2 separate regions of the Mus musculus genome follow, and region 1 is linked to region 2. A link is a loop called in an ENCODE intact Hi-C map of the cell type or tissue named here. Cell type or tissue: heart. All regions are shown on one strand. Each heading gives the region's core, and the rest is flanking DNA. Links, peaks and the distances in the headings are about the cores only. Region 1 overlaps Sarm1 (sterile alpha and HEAT/Armadillo motif containing 1). Region 2 holds the start of Lyrm9 (LYR motif containing 9).

The links. Peaks named below come from ENCODE experiments on the same cell type or tissue, not always from the same donor. Only the 100,000 strongest peaks of a DNase experiment are listed, where the experiment ranks them.
Region 1: a loop joins it to region 2, with 4 times the contacts of the local background. A loop is called at or near these places in 4 of 42 quality-filtered maps.

The regions. Positions count from the first base shown.
Region 1 is chr11:78,482,487-78,494,520 of GRCm38, reverse strand. It overlaps Sarm1 (sterile alpha and HEAT/Armadillo motif containing 1), which reads left to right. Exons shown (of 9, transcript NM_172795.3): 2 at 3,336-3,954; 3 at 6,393-6,605; 4 at 6,866-6,957; 5 at 7,063-7,298; 6 at 10,985-11,087; 7 at 11,175-11,364. Among named protein-coding and RNA genes, the nearest start is that of Sarm1, 9.2 kb to the left of the region's middle. In heart, for the core only: CTCF peaks have their summits at 3,623 and 6,157 (motif pointing left); a DNase peak (open chromatin) is centred at 6,150; H3K4me3 peaks cover 844 bases; H3K27me3 peaks cover 7,283 bases.
Region 2 is chr11:78,821,545-78,833,578 of GRCm38, reverse strand. It overlaps Lyrm9 (LYR motif containing 9), which reads right to left and starts at 6,984. Exons shown (of 4, transcript NM_001076681.2): 1 at 6,943-6,984. It also overlaps the pseudogene Gm23219. In heart, for the core only: a CTCF peak has its summit at 4,946 (motif pointing right); a DNase peak (open chromatin) is centred at 7,028; H3K4me3 peaks cover 1,298 bases; H3K27ac peaks cover 4,196 bases.

The DNA of each region.
Region 1 (12,034 bases), core at 2,131-10,130, 340 kb after region 2:
ACAGGAAGTCTTCGCCCCTATCTGGAATATGGCACTTTGCTTGCTATTCTGCTGGCCTTCAGGATTGCCTCGGGCATATCCTTCCCACAGTAGCCAGTTTCTTAAAGCCTAAACCAGAACTGAATACTCCTTCCCCAAAGCTCTTGAGTGGCTTCCTGCTTGTTCCAAAGATAAAGTACAGATACCCTGAGGGAGCTGAGAAGACTGTTAGGGCTTATTTCTCCCCACCCTTTCTTTGGACCCTCTTCTGTAGTGTGGCTCGCTCCCCAGGGGTTCCAGCTCTCTGAAACCTGCATGCCCATGCACGCACTTGTGTCTGCAATGGAAGATCCCCTTCTCCTGGCTCATGTCCCAGCCATCCTTCTGACCGAATCCCTAAGCACCACCAAATGTTTCATGTATCTGGTGAGAGAGACTTTGTTTGCTTTCTTCTTCTTCTTCTTCTTCTTCTTCTTCTTCTTCTTCTTCTTCTTCTTCTTCTTCTTCTTCTTCTTCTTCTTCTTCTTCTCCTTCTCCTTCTCCTCCTCCTCCTCCTCCTCCTCCTCCTCCTCCTCCTCCTCCTCCTCCTTCTGCTACAGATTGAATTCAGGACCTTACAAATGTTAAACATTGCCATTGATCTGCATCCTCTCCAGACTGACTGCCTGCCTGCCTGCCTGCCTGCCTGCCTGCCTGCCTGCCTGCCTGCCTTCCTGTCTGCCTGCCTGCCTGCCTGCCTGTCTGTCTGTCTGTCTATTTGAGACAAGAGTTCTGTAAGTTGCCTAAACCAGACAACAACTCACTATGTAGTCTGGGCCTTGAGCTTTCAATTCTCAACTTCTTTTGTTTGTTTGTTTGTTTGTTTGTTTGTGTATGGGGGTTCTTTTGTTTTGTTTTGAGACAGGATTTCTCTGTGTAGCTTTGTCTGTCCTGGAACTCACTCTATAGAAGGGTCTGGAACTCATGAGATCCACCTACCTCTGCTGAGTCACCACTTCCATAGTAGCCTCAATTTCTTTTTTCTTTTTTTTTCTTTTTCTTTCTTTCTTTTTTTTCTTTTTTTTTTTTTTTTTTTTTTTTTTTTTTGGTTTTTTGAGACAGGGTTTTTCTGTGTAGTCCTGTTCTGGAACTCACTCTGTATCTGTAGACCAGGCTGGCCTCGAACTCAGAAATCCTCCTGCCTCTACCTCCCGATTCTGGGACTAAAGGCATGTGCCACCATGCCCGGCTCAATTTCTTGAATAGCTGAGATTATAGATTTGTGTTACTGTGTCCAGCTTAGTAAAACCTTCAGACTTGTTTTGAGTGCAGATGTTTTTAATTTACATAAATGATGCTGTATTATGTAGTACTTTTTTTTTCCAACTCTGTGTTAGGGTCATAAGATCCTTCATGTTACATACTGTTGCAAGGTCAGCCTGGTCTACCTAGTGAGTTTTAGGACAGCCAGGGCTACACAGAGAAACCCTGTCTAAAAACAAACAAAAATAACAATTAAAAAAAATGAAGATCCTTCGTGTTACAACCTACTCAATCATTTGTTACAGTGAATGGGCCCCTCTCCAATAACCCCTGGAATTAATATTAATGGCTCCAACTTCCTTCTTCATAAATAGTACCATGTTAAACACCTTTATGATATGCCCTCAATTGGACTCTTTTTAGAAGGGATCACCTGCTCTCCAGAATAACTGACCCAGTGGCCACCCCTCCCACAGTGCTTCAAGAAGTTCACAACCTTCCAGCCCTCTGTGTTAGCCCACCTACTAGGCAATGTTTATTCTGACTACCAGCCTCTGACTCTCAGAAGGTTGGAGTGTCTCCTGTTTGCTAATAGTTTAGATTTTCTCCTTTATATTGTCTAAGACTCTGCCCATTTTCTATTGAATTTCATGCATTAGGTTGGTTTGAATATTTACTTACACATATTCTAAGTAAATCCCTTCCTGATTTCCTTTTTTTCTTTGCTGATGTTCGATACTGTGTTTATCTCTGGCCTCCTTTCTCTTCCTCAAACAGGGGGGCTCCACAGTGTCAAAACCTTTGCCCTGGCTCCTCTCTCTCCACCTCTGCCTCTCTCTCTCTCTCTCTCTCTCTCTCTCTCACACACACACACACACACACACACACACACACACACACACACGTTAGGCTCTTCTTTTAACTGTTTGCAGGCAGGTTTCTCAATGTTATTTCCCAGATAAAAATCTCCTTAGATGGGCTGGTGAGATGGCTCAGTGGGTAAGAGCACCCGACTGCTCTTCTGAAGGTCTGGAGTTCAAATCCCAGCAACCACATGGTGGCTCACAACCATCTGTAACAAGATCTGACGCCCTCTTCTGGAGTGTCTGAAGACAGCTACAGTGTACTTACATATAATAAATAAATAAATCTTAAAAAAAAAAATCTCCTTAGACACATCCGTCCCTCCTCCATGACATCATCTAGTTTGCTAGCATAGTGCCTTTCTACTGTGAGCTGGCGCATTCATTGTTTGCTTGCTCATCGTTGGCCTTATTTGCTGGGGCTGAGTAAGATACAGTCAGGCTTAATCACTCTTTATCATCAGCCTCTCTAGTACCAACTTGGGCACACAGTAGGTCCTCAAAAACCATCGACCGAGTGAATGAATGAGCACACACTGGTCAAGCAAGGTTAAGAGTGGTACACTTCTAGTAATACATCAAATGACAAATTCACATCTGCTGGGTTCTATGTGACAGCTCTGTCCCAAGCACTTTTTAATGGATTATCTTTTTAAAGATTTATTTTCATCTGTGGATGTATGTGTATGTGCCTGTGTGTTCAGGTGCACTCCAAGACCAAAAGAGAGCAAAGGTTCCCTGGAACTAAAGTCACAGGCAGTTGTGAGCCATGTGGCTCGATATGGATGCTGGGAGCTGAGCTCTGGACCTCGTTGCCAAGAGCAACAAGCACTCTGAATGGCAGAACATCTCTCCAACCTCTATGGAATATTGTGTTAGCCCTGGTAATATTTTTATAAGATATGTATTATTTTCCCATTCATGAGTTGAGGAGACTGAAGTCGAGAAATGAGGTGACCTAAGTTTGCAATTAGAAAACAGAAGAGAAGGACCCAGGAAGGCCCAGGGTCTGACCATAGGGTTGAAAACATTCAACCGTGTTTGGAGAGAGGGTAGAGGAGATGGTGGCTGTAGCCAGGTTAGTGCTTTCTGATAACCAGCGACAGAAGTCAGGATCAGAACAGAAAGGGTAATAATTCTGTCTGCCATGACTCACACTCGTGAGACCCAGAGATCAGGCCAGGCCTCCGTGAGAAAGCCAAGCTCTGGAGACAGCAGCCACATGACGATTCTCCTTCTGTCTCTCTGTAGGGACCGCGTGGCGCGCATCGGTCTAGGCGTGATCTTGAACCTGGCGAAGGAGCGCGAGCCTGTGGAACTGGCACGAAGCGTGGCGGGCATCTTGGAGCACATGTTCAAGCACTCGGAGGAGACGTGCCAGCGGCTGGTGGCGGCCGGAGGCCTCGACGCGGTGCTGTACTGGTGCCGCCGCACAGACCCGGCGCTGCTGCGCCACTGCGCTCTTGCGCTGGCGAACTGCGCGCTGCACGGGGGCCAGACGGTGCAGCGGTGCATGGTGGAGAAGCGCGCCGCCGAGTGGCTCTTCCCGCTCGCTTTCTCCAAGGAGGACGAGCTGCTGCGGCTGCACGCCTGCCTGGCGGTGGCGGTGTTGGCTACCAACAAGGAGGTGGAACGCGAGGTCGAGCATTCTGGCACATTGGCGCTTGTCGAGCCGCTCGTGGCATCGCTGGACCCCGGCCGCTTCGCCCGCTGCCTGGTGGATGCCAGTGACACAAGCCAGGGTCGTGGACCAGACGACCTGCAGAGCCTGGTGCTGTTGCTCGATTCGTCGCGTTTGGAGGCTCAGTGCATAGGAGCATTCTACCTGTGCGCAGAGGCTGCCATCAAGAGCCTACAGGGAAAGACCAAGGTACTGATGTTAGAGAAGGGAAGCTCAAGGGTTAGAGAGAGTCTGGGAAGGTTTCTCAGAGGAAGTGATCTGTAACTGGAATTTGGAGTACTTGTAAGAATAGAGTGAAACATACCCAAGGGTGGGGCCGTATGTCTGCAGAGGCAGGCAGACCTCTGTGACTTTGAGGTTACCTGGTCTACGTATAGATTTCCAGGCCAGCCAGGGCTTTTTAAAAAAGTTACAAGAAATTAGGTGGGGCAGGCAGAAGGTAGAGGGACCAGTCATTTTGCCCTTGAAGGTTATACTCAAAGTTGTACTTGGCCTTTGGGAACAAGAGGAAGATACTGAGAGCTTTTAAAGTAGGAGATCCCCGATTTGTTATTGTTGTTGCTGTTGTTGTTGTTGTTGTTGTTGTTGGAGACAGGGTTTCTCTGTGTAGCTTTGGCCCTCCTAGAACTCACTCTGTAGACCAGGCTGACCTCGAATTCAGAGATCCGCGTGCCTCTGCCTCCAGAGTGCTGGGATTAAAGGGGTGCGCCTCCACTGTCCTGCAGATCCTCAGTTTAAAAAAAAAAATTTGTTTGTTTGTTTCGTGTATGTGAATACATTGTTGCTACCTTCAGACAGATCAGAAGAGGGCATCAGCTCCCATTATAGATGTTTCTGAGCCACCATGTGGTTGCTGGGAATTGAACTCAGGCCCTCTGAAAGAGCAGTCAGTGCTCTTAACCACTGAGCCATCTCTCCAGCCTGATCCTCGATTTAAAAAAAAAAAAAGATTTTTATGTTCATTGATATTTTGCCTGCATGTGTGCCTATGTGAGGGTGTCAGAAGCCCTCAAACTGGAGTTATAAACAGGCGTGAGTGGCCCTGTGGGCTCTGGGAATTAAACCCGTGTCCTCTGGAAGAGTAGCCAGTGCTCTAAACTGCCGAGCCATGCCTTCAGCCCTGAGAGCCTTGAATTTTACAAAGATCAACCTGGCTGCTATAAACGTCGATGTGACAAGGGTACCTCTAGGTTGCTGTGGATATTGGGGGACAAACTGAGAAAGTGGAGGAAGGATCCAGGTGTTAGTACAGCAAACCTTTAATCCCAGCACTCTTGAGGCAGAGGTAGACAGATCTCTGTGAGTTCAAAGGCAGCCTAGTCTACAGAGGGAGTTCCAACACAATCAAAGCTACAGAGAAACCCTGTCTCGAAAACAAACAGGCAAACAAAGCAGAAAGAGAAGAAGAACGTGGAAGAAGGGAGGGGTGTGGGCAGATAAAGGACTGATGCTTAGAAAAGGGAGCAGGGGTTGAAGGTGCCCTTGGCCATGAGTATAAAGAGTAAACTGGGTAAGAGATCACAGGGAAGGGGGAGACCAGTGGGCGGTGTTGAATTTGGGGTGCCCAGCAGAAGCTTCCAGTTGGGAAGCTTCAGTGGACAGTTATGTCACCTAGAGTATAGAAAAGAGATCATAACAGCTGGAGACAGAGCCTTAGGGTAGGACCTCAGGGTATCAGCTAAATACTGGTCATCTGAGTCACAGAGGGTCCCCATGCCCAAGATCTAAACCACAGCATCTCCTACTTCTTTGACTTACTGTGTGATCTTGGGCAGCTGGATTCCCTCCTCTGGGCCAGTTTTTACTTTTTTGGAAAACTGAGGGTGTTAGACCACATCACCGGCTCTTGTCCTTATCATGGGATTAGTGAGAGTTTCATTGCAAAAAGCTTGTGGGATTTAGTCTTACAACAGGACAGGTTTAACACTGTCACTACACTGTCCATCTCTTTTACATTCCACTGGGGTCCCTTGGGAGTTGGTGACAGTGGTGAACAGGGAGAGGGATCCCTGTTCTGCACTAAGCAGCAAAGCTGGCCTTTAGCTTTCTCAGCTCTTTCTCACCAAGGCTAAATGAACACAGAATTGAGCAACAAAGACATACTGAGTCCCACTCCATATCTTCCATCATAGATATGGAGCTCTAGTGGTGACTAAGACATGTCCTCAACTGGTAGTCCAGCAGAAGCACCATGGTCAAATAGTGACAGGGACATTCAGAGTGTGGTAGTAGGACCAACTGGAGGTGTGGACCAAACTATGGAGGAATCAAAGCGAAATGCATGGAGGGGTTGGTCATGAATCCGGATTCCCATGAAGTAGTGGGATTCCAGTCAGGCTAAAAGAACACCACAGATGCGGGAACTGGGAGTGTGGGGGTCCGCTGCCATCTCGCGGTCACATTGAGAACTACAGACTAGTTGGAGGTCCTAATCAAGAATGGATGAGTTTCAGGAGGGTAAATACATGGCAGAGGTGGGGACGGAGGTGGGAGGGGTGACTTAGTGATGAAGGCTAGGGCAGTTGGTGGGCCTTTAGTGAGAAGAGGCAGGAGATGGGATTGGACACGTTTGGTGGCAGCTGGGGAGCTGGAAACCTCAGGCGCCTTTATCCATCTTCCTTCCTAAGGTGTTCAGCGACATCGGCGCTATCCAGAGCCTGAAACGCCTGGTTTCTTACTCTACGAATGGCACCACGTCGGCGCTGGCCAAGCGCGCGCTGCGCCTATTGGGCGAGGAGGTGCCAAGGCGCATCCTGCCCTGCGTGGCCAGCTGGAAGGAAGCTGAGGTCCAGACCTGGCTACAGCAGATCGGCTTCTCCCAGTACTGCGAGAACTTTCGGGTAGAGCTGCGGGCAGCCACCTCCCCCTACACAGAAAGGGCGCATCCCCGAGGGTCGCGTGGCCTCTGCGGGTGTCCCGAGCACAGGCGTCCTGGTGCCCTATAGGCCTCACGCCAGCTGAGTCAAGGTGGCCTTTTAGGGGTGGGAAACCCATTCAGCCACCTTCGGGGTCCCATCAGTCTTCACTACAACCTCCTGTTCCTTCCCCTTATATCTTGGGGTCATGGGGAGAGCCTTCCTCATACCTACCCCTCCCCCAGGAGCAGCAGGTAGATGGTGACCTGCTTCTAAGACTCACAGATGAAGAACTCCAGACAGACCTAGGCATGAAATCAAGCATCACCCGCAAGAGGTAAGGAGGCCCCAGCCAGTCTAATCCAACTGGGTCTTATCTTGGCCCTGTTCATCCTTAGCACCCTTAGCATCAGAACTGCATCGACTTTTATCTCCTGGGCAGGTTCTTTAGGGAGCTCACAGAGCTCAAGACCTTCGCCAGCTACGCTACTTGCGACCGCAGCAACCTAGCGGACTGGCTGGGCAGCCTGGATCCTCGCTTCCGCCAGTACACCTATGGCCTGGTCAGCTGCGGTCTGGACCGCTCCCTGCTGCACCGCGTGTCAGAGCAGCAGCTCCTGGAGGACTGTGGCATCCGCCTGGGAGTGCACCGCACGCGCATCCTCTCTGCAGCCAGAGGTAAGTGAGCACACCTGGGAAACCCACTCCAGTTCCAATCCTGAAAGGGAGGGGAGGAGCACGCTGGAGATGCAGAGCCTCCCCTGACAAGGAGCATCTGACTGGGTTAGACTGGGCTGCGAGGATGTAAAGACGAGTTTGCTTCCTTTTGTCCATAAGGAGTCCTCCGCTGGAGATGGGTACCAGAACAGGAGTAAGGAGGTATACAATCGGCAGATGGCCACAGTAGGAAGCATTCCCAGGACCCGAGTGTAGCCCAGAGGAATCACTGCCTGTCTTGGTCGCCCAGGTTCAGACTTGGAGAGGAGGGGTTGTCCAGGCTTTGAGGGATGTGTGAGGACAGGGAGAACAGGAAGGGCAGGCAGGGGCAGCTTTAGCAAGGACAGGAAGGATAATACATGGGTACTATTGATGGAGCATTTGTTGTTTGAGGTGGGGGTAAGGGGGCAAGAATTCTAGAATTATCCTAGAATCCAACAGCTTACAATGTCTGAGTTCTGGTGGTCTGTCCCAGCAGAACCTAGGGCAGTGGCTGCTCCTTTTTCTCCCTGACTCATTTTCACTGGATAATTTACTCTTTAGCACTTAGGGGTCAGTAACCATATATCCCAGGCTATCACGTGTGCCACCACTGCCCAGCTAAGATTGATTTTTTAAATTTGTGTGCATGAGCATGTGTATGTATGTATATATGTATGTATGTATGTATGTATGTATACCTCATGAGCTTCTGCTGCCTATAGAAACCAGAAGAGGGCATCAGAGCCCCTAGAACTGGAATTACAAATGGTTGTGAGTCACCATGTGAATGCTTGGCACTGGATCTGGGTCCTCTAGAAGAGCAGCCAGTATTCTTACCTTCTGAGTCATTTCTCAAGACCTTGTAGTAAGCTTTTCACATATAATCTCAGCACTGAGTGTGAGGTGTGCACCTGTAACCCCAGCACCTGGGAGGTGGAGGCAGGAGAATTGCTGAAAACTTCAAGGTGAACTTGATATACGTATGGGTACAAGGCTATCCAGGGCTATATAAATTGATCCTGTCTCAAAAACCAAAACAAAGCAGATAACCCAATTATTTTATTACTATTCTATGTTGTGGGAGTTCAGTATTTTAAATTAACTTTAATAACTTTTTAAAGAATAAAACAAGGCTCTTGGCGCTGATGAGATGTCTCAGTGGGCAAAGGCTTTGTGGGCAAGCCTGATGGCCTGAGGTCAGGCTCCATGACCCATGTCATAGGAGAGAAGACACACAAGGTGCCCTCTGACCTTCCCAGGCACTGTGTGGCACCTCACCCCATGTATTCATATATAAATGTAAGATCTCCTCCCTGCCCCCCCCCACCCCCAGTTTGGCTGGTTTTTTGGTTGTTTTTGTTTTTGTTGTTGTTTTAAGACAGGGATCCTCTGTGTCTGTCCTGGTCCTATTTGTAGACCAGGCTGGCCTTGAACTCACAGAGATCCACCTGCCTCTGTCTACCTCCTGAGTGCTAGGATTTAAACCTGGCAGAGTTTTGAAAAGACCGAACGTTTCCATCCTAGGTTTAATTTTAGAGATAATAAAATGAAAACGAAAGGATCTGAATACATCTCCCGAGGTTATAAAAGCCATTAAACGACAACTGGGATTTGAGCCTATTTTTCTTTTTCTGCATCCTAGACAAACAAAAGTGTGTGGGTGTTAATTGTGGGTATTATTAGAAGATGAGTCCACTTCATTTTATCCATCCACTAGGCCAGAACATACTCCGCACCTCCATGGCGCCAGGGACTGTCTTCCTGCTTTAAGGAAAGCTGCAGCTTCTGTAGCTACAGGACCCCTTCTGTTGTTGTTCTTTCTTTGCTTTGTGTTCATTCACTTTTGAGACAGAATCTCTCTGTGTAGCTTTGAGCAGGCTGCCCTTGAACTTCAGAGATCCACTTGCCTCTGCCTCTCAAGAGCTGAGACTAATGGTGTGTGTGCCATCTCATCCGGCTATGATTTCTTTCTTTTTGAAAAATAAGGTTCTAAGGCAAAAATAATTGCTACTCTGGAAAATAAAGAACCATGAAATCCTTATTTTTGTTTTGTTCTATTTTTTTACATTTTAATTAATTAATTAATTAATTAATTAATTGTGGGTTTCCAAGACAGGGTTTTCCTATGTAGTCCTGGCTGTCCTGGAACTCCTTCTGTAGACCAGGCTGACCTCGAACTCAGAGATCCTCCTGCCTCTGCCTCCTGATTGCTGGGTTCAAAGGTGTGCACCACCACAGCCTACTATTTCATTTTGTTATTTTAGGTCTTTTTTTCTATTTTGTTTTCTTTGTTTTCATTTTGTTATTTTATGTGTGTATTTCCTTTGTATGTCTGCATGTGTGTTCATGCATGTGGAGTCCAAAGGCCAATGTTGGGGTGTCCTCTTCCTCTATTGCTTGGCACTGGGTTTTTATTTATTTGTTTGTTTCTTTGTTTTGAGACAGGGTCTCACTACATAGCCCCGCTGGCCTGAAACTCACTAAACAGATCAAGGCTGGCCTCAAACTCACAGAGACCTTGCCTGTCTCCCAGTGCTGCATTGCAGTGTGGGCCAACACAACCACATGGTTTTGTTTGTTTGTTTGTTTGTTTTGAGACAGGGTCTCACTGAATTCAGAGTTTACCTGGCTAAGCTGGGTGGCCATTGGCTCTGGAGATCCCCTTTCTCCAGCCTCCTCCCTTCTGCAGGGCTAGGGTTGCAGGCAGGACCACCATGCACACTTTACATTCTCCATGCTCTGTTGCCTTTTTTGTGTGTATGTGTGTCATATTGCACATGAGAAGCAAGCGTGCCCCACTGAGCTGAGTTCCCTCGCCATGCAGTTTGTTATCCTACTTCATTACATTCACTTAGCTGTGTGTGTGTGTGTGTGTGTGTGTGTGTGTGTGTGTGTGTGTGTGTGACACAGGGTCTTGTGTGGTTTAGTCTGGTCTTAAACTTGCTTTAGAGCTGAGACTAGCCTTGAACTTGTGAACTTTCTGCCCCCACTTCCCAGTGCTGGGATGACATGCCGCTGTGCCTAGTCTGCAGCTTTCCCCCTTCATGGTGATGTGAAGCACAGCTACACGTTCACTTTCATCACAGAGATCAGAAAACTAGAGTTTTGTGAAGCAGGCTTTGTATTGGATGTTTTTGCTTAGCTGCAGACTAAGGTAGCTGCTCTGGGAACCCTGTAAGGTAGGCTAGGCTAAGCTAGGACATCTAGGAGGTGGAGTCAATACACCTTCCCGTGCAGGAGTTTACAGTCACTGTGGGTATCTCAGGACACTACTATAAATTGAGGAGTACCGGCATTTACCGGCATTTACCAACTAAAATGTTAGGCAGGAACTGAGGCAGAAGCCTGGGTTTCCAGTAGGACAGAGGAAGAAGGACCAGGGGGAGGGGCTTAACGTAGGCTCAGTTTGGAGTGTTTGTGGGCAACTGGCTAAGGCAGTTTGCAGTTCAGAAGGAAGGTACAGCTAGAGATTCGCGTCAGTGTCCCTAAAGCTCAGATCCTTCCTGCCCAGGGCTTGCTGAGAGATGACAACTTTTCCGAATCAGGTCACTTTGCCCAGACTGGCCTGAGAAGCTTGAGGAGACCAAGTCTCCACGATGATGGACCCCGTGATAAGCAGTGGGGAAGAGCCACCCTCACCTCCATGTCTCTTTCCTTGGCTCCAGAAATGCTACATTCCCCGCTGCCCTGTACTGGAGGCAAGCTCAGTGGGGACACCCCAGATGTCTTTATCAGTTACCGGAGGAACTCAGGGTCCCAGCTGGCCAGGTGAGAAGGGGCACGCGGGTTTGGTGGCTGGGGTTTGGGGCCAGGCCGCCAAAGTGTTGACCCTCTTCCCCCACCCCCACCCCGCAGCCTCCTGAAGGTGCACCTGCAGCTTCACGGCTTCAGCGTCTTCATCGACGTGGAGAAGCTGGAAGCCGGCAAATTCGAGGACAAGCTTATCCAAAGCGTCATAGCGGCTCGCAATTTTGTCCTGGTGCTGTCTGCTGGGGCGCTGGATAAGTGCATGCAGGACCATGACTGCAAGGACTGGGTGCACAAGGTAGGTGCTGGCCCGGGCCTCTGTGCTGAAACATGGCCTGGGGTGGAAAGCTCGAGGCTTTCCCGCGTCCCTTGTAGTCTGCACACCCGGCCGTGATCAATCCCAGTTTGGTTTTCTCATCTACAAAGCAGGAATGACTGACCTGTCTTATCCATTTATAAGGTTGTACAGTGATGTCAGGGAGGGATAAAAATGCATGGAAAAAGAACACTTGAGCCAGGCCAGTGGTGGTGCACACGTTTGATCTCAGCACTTGGGAGGCAGAGATGGATGTCTGTGAGTTTGAAGCCAGCCTGGGCTTTACAGTGAGACCCTGTCTCAATAAATCAAAATTAAAAAACTGAAAAAAAAACCCTAATGTAAAATTATGTCCACAATGACTAATGTAAACACTAAGCCAGGGCTGAGATAATCAGGGTAGGCTTCATGGAGGAGGCAAACCTTGAGAAATTTAAGAATGCTAGTTAGGGGCTGGAGAGATGGCTTGGTGGTTAAAAAGCACATGCTGCTCTTACAGAAGACTGGAGTTCAAGCACCTACATCAGGCTGTGCACAGCCTCCTATAACTTCCTCTCTAGGGGATCCAACACCCCCTCTGTCCTCTGAAGGTACCCACAAATATCCATACACACACATATACATACAGTTTTTTTTAAAAAAAAAAAAGATG
Region 2 (12,034 bases), core at 1,447-9,446:
TTGGCCCAGATTTGTGTTTTGAAGAGAGTACAGGTGTTTCTAAATGGTGGGCTCTAAAATTCGAAGATCTGTTACCCTTCCATTAGGTGCCTCCAGCCCTGATCTTGCCTGTGTGCCCACTGCTCCAAGGGACCATGCCTGGCACCCAATGTCAGTCCATTCTATTCCACACTTGATACCAAATGAGCTCTGACCCGCTATCCTGGATGCACCCATGTCAGCCCCAGGAATGTGCCCCAGAATCTCCAACTATCAAGAATGTCAGTTCTCTACAGCTCCGCATGGCCGTGGCTCCCTTCCCAGCCTCTCAGTGGAAGCCCTTTCTCACTGCCCGCGCCCCACCCTCCGTGGGAGTGAATCACTTTGATGTCATGCGGGAGGCTCTGGTGGTTGAGCTGGGCCCAAGCCTCAGCACTGGGCCTGGCCCCCAGCAAGCTTCACACTGGATGAACTGAACCAGCCGTGGACCCTGTTATCTCCTCATTGCAGGCTTCCTGTCTAGGAGGGAGAGGCTCCTGCCAGACGAAAAAGCTCAGAGAAGGGACCGAGTGACTGGTGTTAGTTTTAAAGTTGCAAAGGCTGCAGAGAACGCTGCCAGGAGAACCACCCACTAGAACTGCCAGACATCCCTGCACTAACATGGGAACCATGATAGGCTGGGGTCAGAGGCACCAACATTCTATTTCAAGGATATCTTTTCGGAACAATACACACTCGTCTCCTGGCTCGCAGATAAGCAACTGGTACTGGAAGACTCCCTTCCCAACTAGACTCAGTAATTCTACAAGGGATACCATCTTGCCTCCTCTTGGTTCCAAGCAGAAGGCAGAGCTGGAACTTGCTAGAACAAAGTCTTAAAATGTTAAATCCATAGGAAGCCCAGGCCCCAGAACTAATACCCTGACAAATTACTCCGATTACCTGCAAAGCTGCTTGGAACGGCGATTCTGTCATCTTCAACCTGAAAGACTCTGATAGATCTCAACACCCCACTTCTACTTCCAGGGGCTGGGGTGTGTTTAAGTTGGTAAAACGCCTGCCTAGCGTTTAGGAAGTTCTGGGCACAATCTCTAACACTGCAAACAGAAAGCATGCCGGTGCAGGCCTGATATGCCAGCACTAGGGAGGTGGAGGCAGCAAGATCACAGGGTCACCCTTGGCTATGTATGTAATGAGTTTAAGGACAGCCTGGGCTATATGTTTCAAAGACCAGACCAAACCAAAACCAAACCACTTTTATGACCCATTTCAATGGTTGCAGCTGTAAGGAAGTCTAAACAGGACAGGGCTCTTCAACCCCCTGATTTCAGCAGAGTGACTGGCCCTGCTTTAGCCTAGCCCACAGAGGGTGACCTCATAAGCTGTGATGGGGGGTGACTGGAGCGAGCGGGGTCAATCGGAGCAAGTGGGGTTGACCAGAGCGAATAGGAGTCCTAAATTCAATTCCCAACAACCACATGAAGTCTCACAACCATCTGTACAGCTACAGTATACTCATATACATAAAATAAATCTAAAAAATAAAAATTTAAAAAAAAAAAAGCTGTGATGGGCAGGACCCTCAAGGACAACCACAGAGGACACACTACAGTCCCAACTCGACAGGCAGCTCCCCTGGCAGGCTTCCCCAGACTATATAAAGTGCTAATCAAATATTGTAAAATGCTAGTCCGGAACAGATGGTTACCATCTGCGGCCCTCAAACTTAACATTTGGAAAAAGCACAAGTTTGCTTCACTGCTTTAAAACCCAGGCAATACTTAGTAACCAACCCAGCAAGTATGGGCGGAAGATTATTTTCAGCTCAATTATATTACTTAGTCATTCTTAGTAATAACCAGCAGAGAATACATGTGTGGGTCCACTGAGAGGAGCTGAACTAAAAACTGTTTTAATTTAATTTAAAGTGTGGGTTTACTATTATTTAGGGGCCACGAACCGTCACCAAGACTATAGTGGAAGCCCCGACCCTGGAAAATGCTTGCTCTCTTGTTCTGCCCTTCGGACTTGACCTCAGACTCCAACCCCAGCTGTGCCCTATGAAAGCTCTTCCAGGAACCGATGCTCAGATCGCCCCTCAAAGCCCAACCAGTCCTCCTCCTTCTAACCCTAAGCCACTTGAACTCCTCTCAAAATCCACCTCTCTGTGCCTCTTAGATTTACAGCTCCTTCCAGTGCAGACTCTTCCTGCCTCACCTGCCACAGTCTAGAACCGGCCTCTCCGCCTTCCATCCATTTCCCTACCTGCTCTCCACCCAACAGCCTAAGTGGTCCTGAAACAACAAATTTCAGGGCACCCAGTCTCCTCCTAATCCCCCTTGTCCTTGTCACCTCCGAATCCTCCCCCACCTTGTCACCTTGGCAACTTTTCTCAAAATGTTATGTTTAAAACCATTTTGGGTGTGTTGTTTTTAAGGAACGAGCACAGAAATGTACCGAGCAAATAGAGTTGCAATCAAAATGAGGGACTGGCAGAAACGGTGCCCGTGGCACTGAGCAGGAAAGGTGACGGCCTACAAAACACCCAGGTCCCTCTCCATGGCCCAGGGAGTCCTGTGTCTACATCACCTACCCCTCTAGCTGAGTGGGACAGTCTGTGGCAGCTGTGTCTAGGGATGGTCTCTAGCCTGTGACAGGTGACAGAAGGCTTGACATGGGACAGATATATTAGTCAGGAGCCTCAGTGTGTGTGTCGGTGTGAGGTATGTGTGTATGTGTAGAGTGTGTGTGTCTGTCAGTGTGGGGTATGTGAGTGTATGCATGGGTGTACATGTGGGGTATATGAGTGTGTGTGTGAAGGGGATAAATGTGTGTGTCTGGTGTGTGTGTGTGTGTGTGTGTGTATGTGACAAGGAATTTGTCCTGTAATTCTGTGAGCTGGCAAGTCCAAACCCTACAAAGCCAAAAATGTCCTGACTCTAACCCTAAGACAGAAAGTTGCCAGGAAAGAGTCACGGTCCCAGTTCAAAGGGCTTCGAGAGAACTCCTGTGTAGGAAAGGCTCAGCCTGTTCATTCTAGCCCCAAAACAGTCACTTGTAAACATCTAACATCCTCCAAACAGTAGAGACAGTAGCGGGAACTGAGGCCACGTACCACTCCTGCCTGCCCCCAGGACTGATTAAATCTCTCCACATCGCCAGACCTACGTTTCCTGGTGCTCGCTAAGTGTAAGACTGACACAGGCACAGGCAGAGCAGGTAGACAGGAAGTAGCTCAAACGCACAGGAGGAACTGTGGTGACCTCAGAAAGGCCATGTCACCCCGTCTCACTCTAGCCTGATCAGGCTCTCAGCTGGACTAAGGGAAGGCCCGGCAGCCTTCTCTGAGGGAGGTGTTGTAGTGCTTTATCAACCCCTCAACCAAAACCTTTCCATAGCTTCACAGCAGCTGACACTGTCCAGATGGTCTGAACCTTCTAATGGTGTCGGGAATCACGATGATATTGTAGCTATGTAGTGTTTGCTCTTATCCTTATATGATGCGGGTACAAGTATTAAGAGGAGATATGTGCTGGGTGGTGGTTGTACATGCCTTTAATCCCAGCACTCGGGAGGCAGGGGCAGGCAGATTTCTGAGTTCAAGACCAGCCTGGTCTACAGAGCAGTTCCAGAACAGCCAGGGCTACACAGAGAAACCCTGTCTCAAGAAACTGAGGGGGCGGGAGACAAACTAAAAAGCACAAGAAATGTGAAGAGTCTGAGTTCTGTCCTGATCACCAGCAAGTCCATCGCACAAAGCCGACTGACTCCCTCAGACCCTCTGTCATCCCCTTTCCAGCATAGGAGTGATTACCATCTTCCCCACCCCACCCTGCCCTACTCTGTGCTTCTCATCCTCCCTACTCTCCCTCATCCCTGAGCTTCCTCCCCCGACTCTCAAGCACACCAAGAGTGTGAGAGACAGCAGACTGATTGTGCTCGGACCAGTGCCATGAACAATGACCCTGTCAACTCCTGTGACCTGAGAATTCAAGGAATGCAGCTCAGACTGCATTCTCTGTTCAGACCCTGCTGACCCTGGCATCCACTTCAAAGTACCTTTCTGCATGGACTATTATTAAGTCCGTGTCCCCATCTCGTACTGTCTAATAAGAGCCCCAGCCGGCCGCACAATCTCTGGGATGCCTGAGTGTTATTCAAGTCATCTCTATGTAATGAAAGCCCAGAGACAATCACACCCCAGGACAGAGAGAACTGTCCTCAGCATAGCTCATCCACGAAACATCTCCCCTGGCATCTGAGTGTACAGGACCACTAAGAAGACCAACACCTTGTTTATCCAGAATCTTCTGCAAAGCTGATGTCATTCATATCTGATCAACCTTTCACAATGAGGCTAATTAGTTCATTATGACAGCTTTAAACACAATACTGGAGAAGGTATCGTTAGCCCCATTTTATAGATAAGGAAACCAAGGCTCAGAGAAGCTGTGATTTGTCAGTGGCCACATAGCTGTGCACAGTCAGGCAGGGAACTAACCATAGGCCTATTTGATTCTGAAGCTCACAATCTTACTTGCATCCCTGACATCTGCTAAATGGGTATACCTAAGAATGCTAAGGCTGGGACAGGGAAGTAAGCCAGTGTTAAGAGCACCTCCAGAGCACGTGTGAGTCCCTGAATTAAATCCCCAGAACTAAAACAAAATGCACAAGTAGGGATTCCATCCACAAAGAACTCTCCTGGGCCTGTGCAAGACCAGATTCAGTCATGATATGCTTACTAAACTAGACTATTCATTCACAACTTAGCCACAAGTCTCTGCTCCTTTCAGAAATACAAGGGCACTGTAGCACCCTCTCAAATACAGATGGAAAAGAAAATCAGGCTAATGTCAATTACACACACACACAAAGGAATGCTTTAAAAAACAAAATCTTAGAGAGATAGGATGCCTTAGACTCCAGCCTTACAATCTGAGTTCAAACTCTTGGATCCCACAAGGTGGCAGGAGAGAACCAATTCCCAAAAGCTGTCCTCTGACCTCCACTTGTGACCACACACACACTCATTACACTCACATACAGAACTGAATGGGTCTAGTGGCATATCCCCGTAATAGCACTCAGGAGGTAGAAGCAGGAAGCCTGGGTTCAAGGTCCAGTCTAGGCTACATAATAAGCTCGAGGTCAGCCTGGGCTATCCAAGATCCTGCCTGTCTCAAAACTTAAACAAGGGGCTGGAGAGATGGCTCAGCAGTTAAGAGCGCTGACTGATCTTCCAGAGGTCCTGAGTTCAAATCCCAGCAACCACATGGTGGCTCACAACCATCTGTCCCAAGACTGGATGCCCTCTTCTGGTGTGTCTGAAGACAACTACAGTGTACTTACACATAATAAATAAATCTTTAAAAAAAAAACTGAAACAAAACCAGTTTATAAAGCTTAAAGAACATGACCTATTGGTGGGGGCGGGGGGCATAAAGGGAACTTCCTGGGTGCCAGGTGACAATGCTGGCACAGGTGCTAAGAAGAAAAGACCCAATCACAGGTAAGCTCACTGTCGTTATCACTAACCTGTGTCCTAACACGGGTCACCTAAAAATAATTGGAAAAAGAGTCATACATTTAAAAAGATAATGGAACTGCAGAAAATAACCCGAAATTATGCCCAATTGAGTACTGATAAAAGCTAAATTAAGCCTGCACCAGCCATTTTTTTTAAATACGCAATTAATCTTCATGATGGAGAAAGTTGAAAATAGGAATGGTTAGCTCCCTGCCCCCGCCCACCCTAGGGCTCCATCTGGCATATTTATGTTCTTCCAGCAATCCTGCCTCCCCTCGTCCCTCTCCCACACAGCCAAGGTCAGGCCAGCCTCCCTACATTCCCACCGGCACACCCTTCAGAACCAGTTTTTGGTCCATCCCTGTGGGAGGTGGGGATGCTGGAAATGAATCCTGGGGCTTGACGATGCCTGGCAACCTTTTTACCACGGAGCTGTTCCTAGCTCCTAGTTAGCAGCTAAGCTAATCAGTCTCTTTCTTCCTGGCCAAATCCCACGTGCCACCCAAGGATATACACTTTATCCTTCCCTTTCTTTGGCCCACCCCCACCCCCACCCCCACCTTATACCCAGAAGACAGGTATGTAAGAGTAAGGACTTCAAATGAGTCCCAAGGGCCATCACTGGGCACATGGGGAGATAAAATCTGATCCAGGCAAACATTGGAAAATTATTCTGTAATAAAGCGAATGAAGCACTTACATATGCTACCACGTGCGTGCTTTGAATGAGGCATAAAAGACGCAGGAAACCAATAACCGGGGCTGCATATGATTGATTCCATTTCTGTGAAATGTTCAGAACTAACAAAATCTATGGAAATCAGCTAAGTGGTTGCCTAGCGCAAAGAGAAAGGACGAGACTGGAGAGGGGTTTTGCCAGCAAATGTAGATGGTTTTCTTTCAAGGTAAATGTTCTAAAATCAACAGTGGCCATAGATGCACATCTGCGCACATTCTAAATGTTATTAAACGTGTGCACTTTAGCACTGGCCGGGAATCACAGTACTACTGGGAAGTTGGGGCAGGGGGATTACGAGTTCAAGGCCAGATAGGGTTACATATTGCAAAGACCAAAATTATTCCAGATACTCCTGGTAACAGGGTGTTCCTGCAGACCGAGTGAGAGTAGCACGTCTCCTCTTTGAAAACCATAGAACGGAGGCTGCTCCAGCCGAGTGCAGATGCCAGCAGCACATGGCAGAGACCTGGCTCCCCGTGTCCTCCGACACCGCATCCCGGCCTCCCACGCTCCTCCGCGGCGCGGCAACTATGGCTGCGACAGGTGTCGCTGGCACTAGGGGAAAGCCTGGAGAGCCCGCAGATCGCCCCCAGGGCTTCCACATATCCCGGCCCTGCAGGCAGCCTCGGTAATCCCCAGCCCGCCCCTGCCGCCCCCCGAGTCCCCGCCCAAGGGCCCGCGCAGCGCGGCTCACCCGCCTTCCCGGCGGACGCCAACTGGAGACACCGCGAGCGACACGATTGCGCCTGCGCGGCAGAAGCAAGCGCAGCCCCGCCCCCGCCTGGTACCCTAGCGCCCTCTGCCGGCCATCCGCGGGACTCGGGGTCCTACTGGGTGCGGGCTTCCTGATCCGACCCCGCCCAGTTGGCTGGAACCACGGCCCGCTTTTCCTTGTCTCCCTTACAACCTTGGATACAAACTCTGATGGCAAGCTCTTCTTCATATTCCCACGAATGGAGAATATTAGGGGTGCTCAAGATCTGTGAAACGTCTTCTTGAAGGACGTGTCCTTCCTGTTGTTATGTTGATGACAGGAATTATGTTTGGAAGGGAGTCTTCATTTCGAGTCACTTGATCAAATTACAGTCCCACAACACCTGTCAGAAGAATACATATGACAGTAATAGGCACGCTTCCTTTCAACTCTGCTATAATTATAATCGAGGGAGAGAATGAAGAATCTTAACTTGCAGCTACTGCCGGGATCATTTTTTGAAAATGAAATAATGCTGTTTCATTAAACGGGTTCTCCCCACTCGCGCATGTTTAAAGTCAGAATGCTTCTCTGAATTGATTTAAACACAAGTTTTATATCCTGAAAGAAATAAAGACAGGTCTTTTTCATGAGACAAACGCCCTGTTCAATGAGGCTTCTAGCTTCTCTGGGCCGCTGTCTGAAAGGCAGCAAGGGCGCCGGTGGATAACATTGCTTCTCTTCATCTTTCCTCTTCGGGGCTTTAAAAAAAATCTACCTATAATGAAAAGCCCGATTTCCTTACACACGCTCCTCATGTAGCTGCTTTAACAAGACAATTGCTTATAATGCCTTTTTTCTTCATTTTTTAAAAGTAAACATCGCTGTTTAGCAGCACTCGGAAGTCTATTTTTCTTCCTCTTAGGAAGCAGGGGCTATTTCTTAACAGAACTACTTCCTTTCTCTGATTCATCTTCAACTCTCTAGAATGCCACCGTCTCCCTCCCGCACCCCCCCCACACACAAAGCACCCCCTTCCTCCTCTTCAGCTAACACTCTACCCCGTCTTCAAATCTGTGTGGGAGGATTCTTCCCCTGGAATACCCAGATAATTTCCTTCATTTATTTTCAAACTGTAGACTTGGACCAACTGTATCTGAAAGATCCGAATGCACCCTCATAAATCAGCCTTTTTATTTACCCATGCATAATCACGGCATGTCATTAGTGCAGATCCAATCAATAAATCATTACGCTTTTAGAGCCCTTACTAGGAGCAACCTGCTGGGACACCAATCCACTCTCTCGTACAACATTAAGATCCTTTCATATTTTTAAGAAATTTCAATCTGTTCTCTCAGTCCCCCTCTTTTGTTCCTAGATCTCCGTGTTCCTGCTTCAGAAGCCTCATTCTAATACCTAGGTCATAAAATATTCAAGAAGCAAGCTGTTAGCTCTACCTCCGAAAGGCTCCACCTTCCTGCCTCTTGTGTTACTTCTGTCTTTACAGAGACACAACATTTATCTTTCTCGAAAACTCTTTGTCGACAGCTAGGCAGCACAAAAGAGAAAGAACAGAAAAGAAATTTTTTTATTTTTTAGCTTGAGGGAGAGATGTGGATAGCAGCTCCCTTTCTTTTACCGAGTCACAGTGAGAACTTGGATTTAAGAATAATCCAAGCCAGGCAAGGAGGTGCACACCTTTAATCCAAACACTCCAGAGGCAGAGGCAGGTGGAGCTCTGTGAGTTCGAGGCCAGGCTGCTCTACAAATCGAGTTCCAGGACACCCAGGGCTGTTACACAGAGAAACAGGGCTGTTTTGTCTTGTAAAAGCAAAAAAAAAAAAAAAAAAAAAAACACAAATAAAACAAAACAAAACAAAAGAAAGAAGAAAGGAAGGAAGAAAATAAAAAACAAAAAAAGAATAAGGAAATAGTGATTCTTTTTAACTTGACAGAAACTTTAAATTTCTTTTCATTTCAGTAGTAAAACTAAAGAATTCTTACCAGTCCAAGCATTCACTGAAATAGCACCAAGTCTGTAACCTAATGGAAACCCACCCATTCTCATCTTGTCATTTTCTTCCACACTGAGATTGGCAGCTGGGCGCCCTGGTGTCAGGCTGCATGATATTTACAGGTCAGTGGAATTTCTTTTTTTTATTAAATATGGAACACTTCACGAATTTGCGTGTCATCCTTGCACAGGGGCTGTGATAATCTTAGTATATGTGCTGCTGAAGCGAGCACAGGTCAGTGGAATTTTAAAGACCTTTTGCTTAAGAAATTTATCACTCAAGGGTTGGCCGTGCAGGAGATCCCTCCTCCCTGGGGAATTTATCGGCTCCCCCTCAGAACCAAATGGCCATGTTCTGAACTCGTGTCATGAAGCCTGACCTGTAATGACGTGTAGTGGCAGCTTTGGAACTGCTCTGTAGAGAAAGAGGCAAGACATTCTGATGCTTTTCAGTTTACCTCAACCTCCAGATTTTAAAAATTACATGTATTTGCTTATTGTTATGTGTATGTGCTGTGGTGTGTGTGTGTGTGCGTGTGTGTGTGTGTAGGTCCAGGAAAATGAACTCAGGCTGGCAGGCTTGACCGGGAGTGCCTGTTCCACCCACTGAGCCAGCTCCCTAGCCCCATTTCCACATTTCAAAGAGAAACGATGCATTTGCATGCTTTGATTATTTCGGGTTATTGTCTCAAATGTTGACCATGTAAATAATTCAAATTAATTCATAAATATACAATGGCTGTAATGAGTATGATAAAATACTTTGAAGAATATACTTAGGCCCTTGGACCTGCCCTGGCTCTCAGGCCTCCCCGGCTCCCATTTCTCTGGGCATACAGGATGCGTTCTACCTTGATGTTCCCTCCTATTCAAAATATGCAAAGTTGCTATTTACCAGTTTGCAATTTGCATGACTCAAATTCTGCCAGAACACAGGGAGAGGGGCACAAAGTGACAGGTGGATGTGCCAAAAGAGATCACCAAGGCAAAAATGGGGGGAAAAAAATCCCGCATACAGATCTTTGCCACCCTGGGGTGTTGCAAAACATAGCCCTTGCTGACTACTAGAGAGGGTTGTTAGTAAGACAGTGAAAATATCGGGTGTAAAAGGTTATGTGAGATCTCAGGCATCTAGTGTCTTTTCTTCTGTAATTGCTGGGTGGGAGAAGGGGATGAACAGGGACTCGAGGTTTTTATAAAAAGGAGTATGAGGGGAAAGGCAAACCAGGAGTAGTCACAGCACGCGAGCTACAGGATCGAGTCTGGTGTTCCAGGACTTTGGTCTTGTGTTGCTTTCTGCAGCACAGTGACGCTAACCCACCGGGCCGGCACACATCATTCTACCCTTCTGATGTGTTCTGTAGTTATTTATTGACAGTGGCTGCATGTGAAGCCACACAGGAAATCAGTACGTACCACCTCTAGGCTTTGGTCTCTGCTTTTCCGTCTGTTTTTTTTGTTTGTTTGTTTGTTTTTAGGATACATCTCGTGACTTAAGACTGTAAATAACATTTATACCAATAGCCACAATTTTTATGTAAATTACCTTTGGAATGGATTTTTTTTTTCCCCATGAAAAAGAGTTAAGTGTAGCCAGGCATGGTGATTCATGAGTGTAATGCCAGAGCTAGGGGGCGCTAGAACAGAATCCTGCGTTTGAGACAAGCCTGAACTCCACAGCATGAACCATGAACCTATAACAACTACTGAAGAAGAGGAGGAAGAGGAAGGGCAGAGGAGGAAAAAGAGAAAGAGGAGGAGGAGGAAGAGGTGGGAGAAGAGGAGGGGGGACATGGGGGAGAGAAAGAGAGGAAAGCAAACGCTTGCCGCAGGCACATTCGGACCCATCTTACAAAGGAGTTGGTGCGCCTATGAATGTGTTTCTTTTCTTTCTTTCTTTTTAATTTTTTTTTGTCTTTTGATCCTGTTTAATGCAAGCTCTACTTTACCAGGTTCAAACTGTCTGTTTCTACTGGTGGCATATGCAGAATCTTTATTTATTTTTTTATTTATTTGTTTATGTATTATATGTAAGTACACTGTAGCTGTCTTCAGACACACCAGAAGAGGGAGTCAGATCTTATTACAGATGGTTGTGAGCCACCATGTGGTTGCTGGGATTTGAACTCAGGACCTTTGGAAGAGCAGTCAGGTGCTCTTACCCACTGAGCCATCTCTCCAGCCCATATGCAGAATCTTAAGATGGTCACAGATTCTCAGCACTCAGTAGGCAAAGGCAGTCAGATGTCTGAGTTTGAGGGCAGCAGAGCCCTTGGTCTACAGGGTTCCAGGATAGTCAGAGCTATATAGAGAAACTCTATCTCAAAAAACTAAAATGATGATGATGATGATGATGAAGACGACGAAAATGGCCACAGATAAGAATTCAATGCAAAAGCTTAGAGCGATAGCTCAGCAGCTGTTCTTCCAAAGGACCGAGTTTCAATTCCTAGCACCCACATAGCAACTCGAAACTGTCTGTAACTCCACTTCTAGGGGAACGGACACCTTCACGCAGACGTACATGCAGGCAAACACCAATGCACATAAAAAATAAAATAAAGGAATCATTAAAGAGGGAAACAAAAGAATCCAATGCCACCGAAATGGAGGAGATAATTATTAACTAGAATTAGTTGGAGAAAACGGAGAAGAGTGGCAGGAAGGAGGAGGGATGAGAAGAAACTAGAGGAGAGGAGGAGGGACTTAACCTTATGGATACTGTCACGAAGAGAAAGGGCTGGACAAGTGAAGCTGCCCAGGGAAAAGGGAGCAGTGGACACCAGTGAGGGAAACCATTCTTTGGTATAGACAGGAAACAATGTTCTGGTCAATCAGGTGTGTGGTTAATAGTTAACTGTCCATTTCGGCAAGCACATGCTGATACCCTTCCCAGGCAAGCCATCATTAAAGCCCCAAGTCATCAAAGAGGCGAGCACCCCTTTTCTGTAGGTTCTCTCCTACCTCCTCCTGCCCTAGCCTCCCTCCCTCACATGTTGTTTGAGACAGGTCAAATCTTGTCTTTGTCCTGCAATAGACCCCCTCACTGGCTCCTCGGAGTTCTCTGAGCACAGA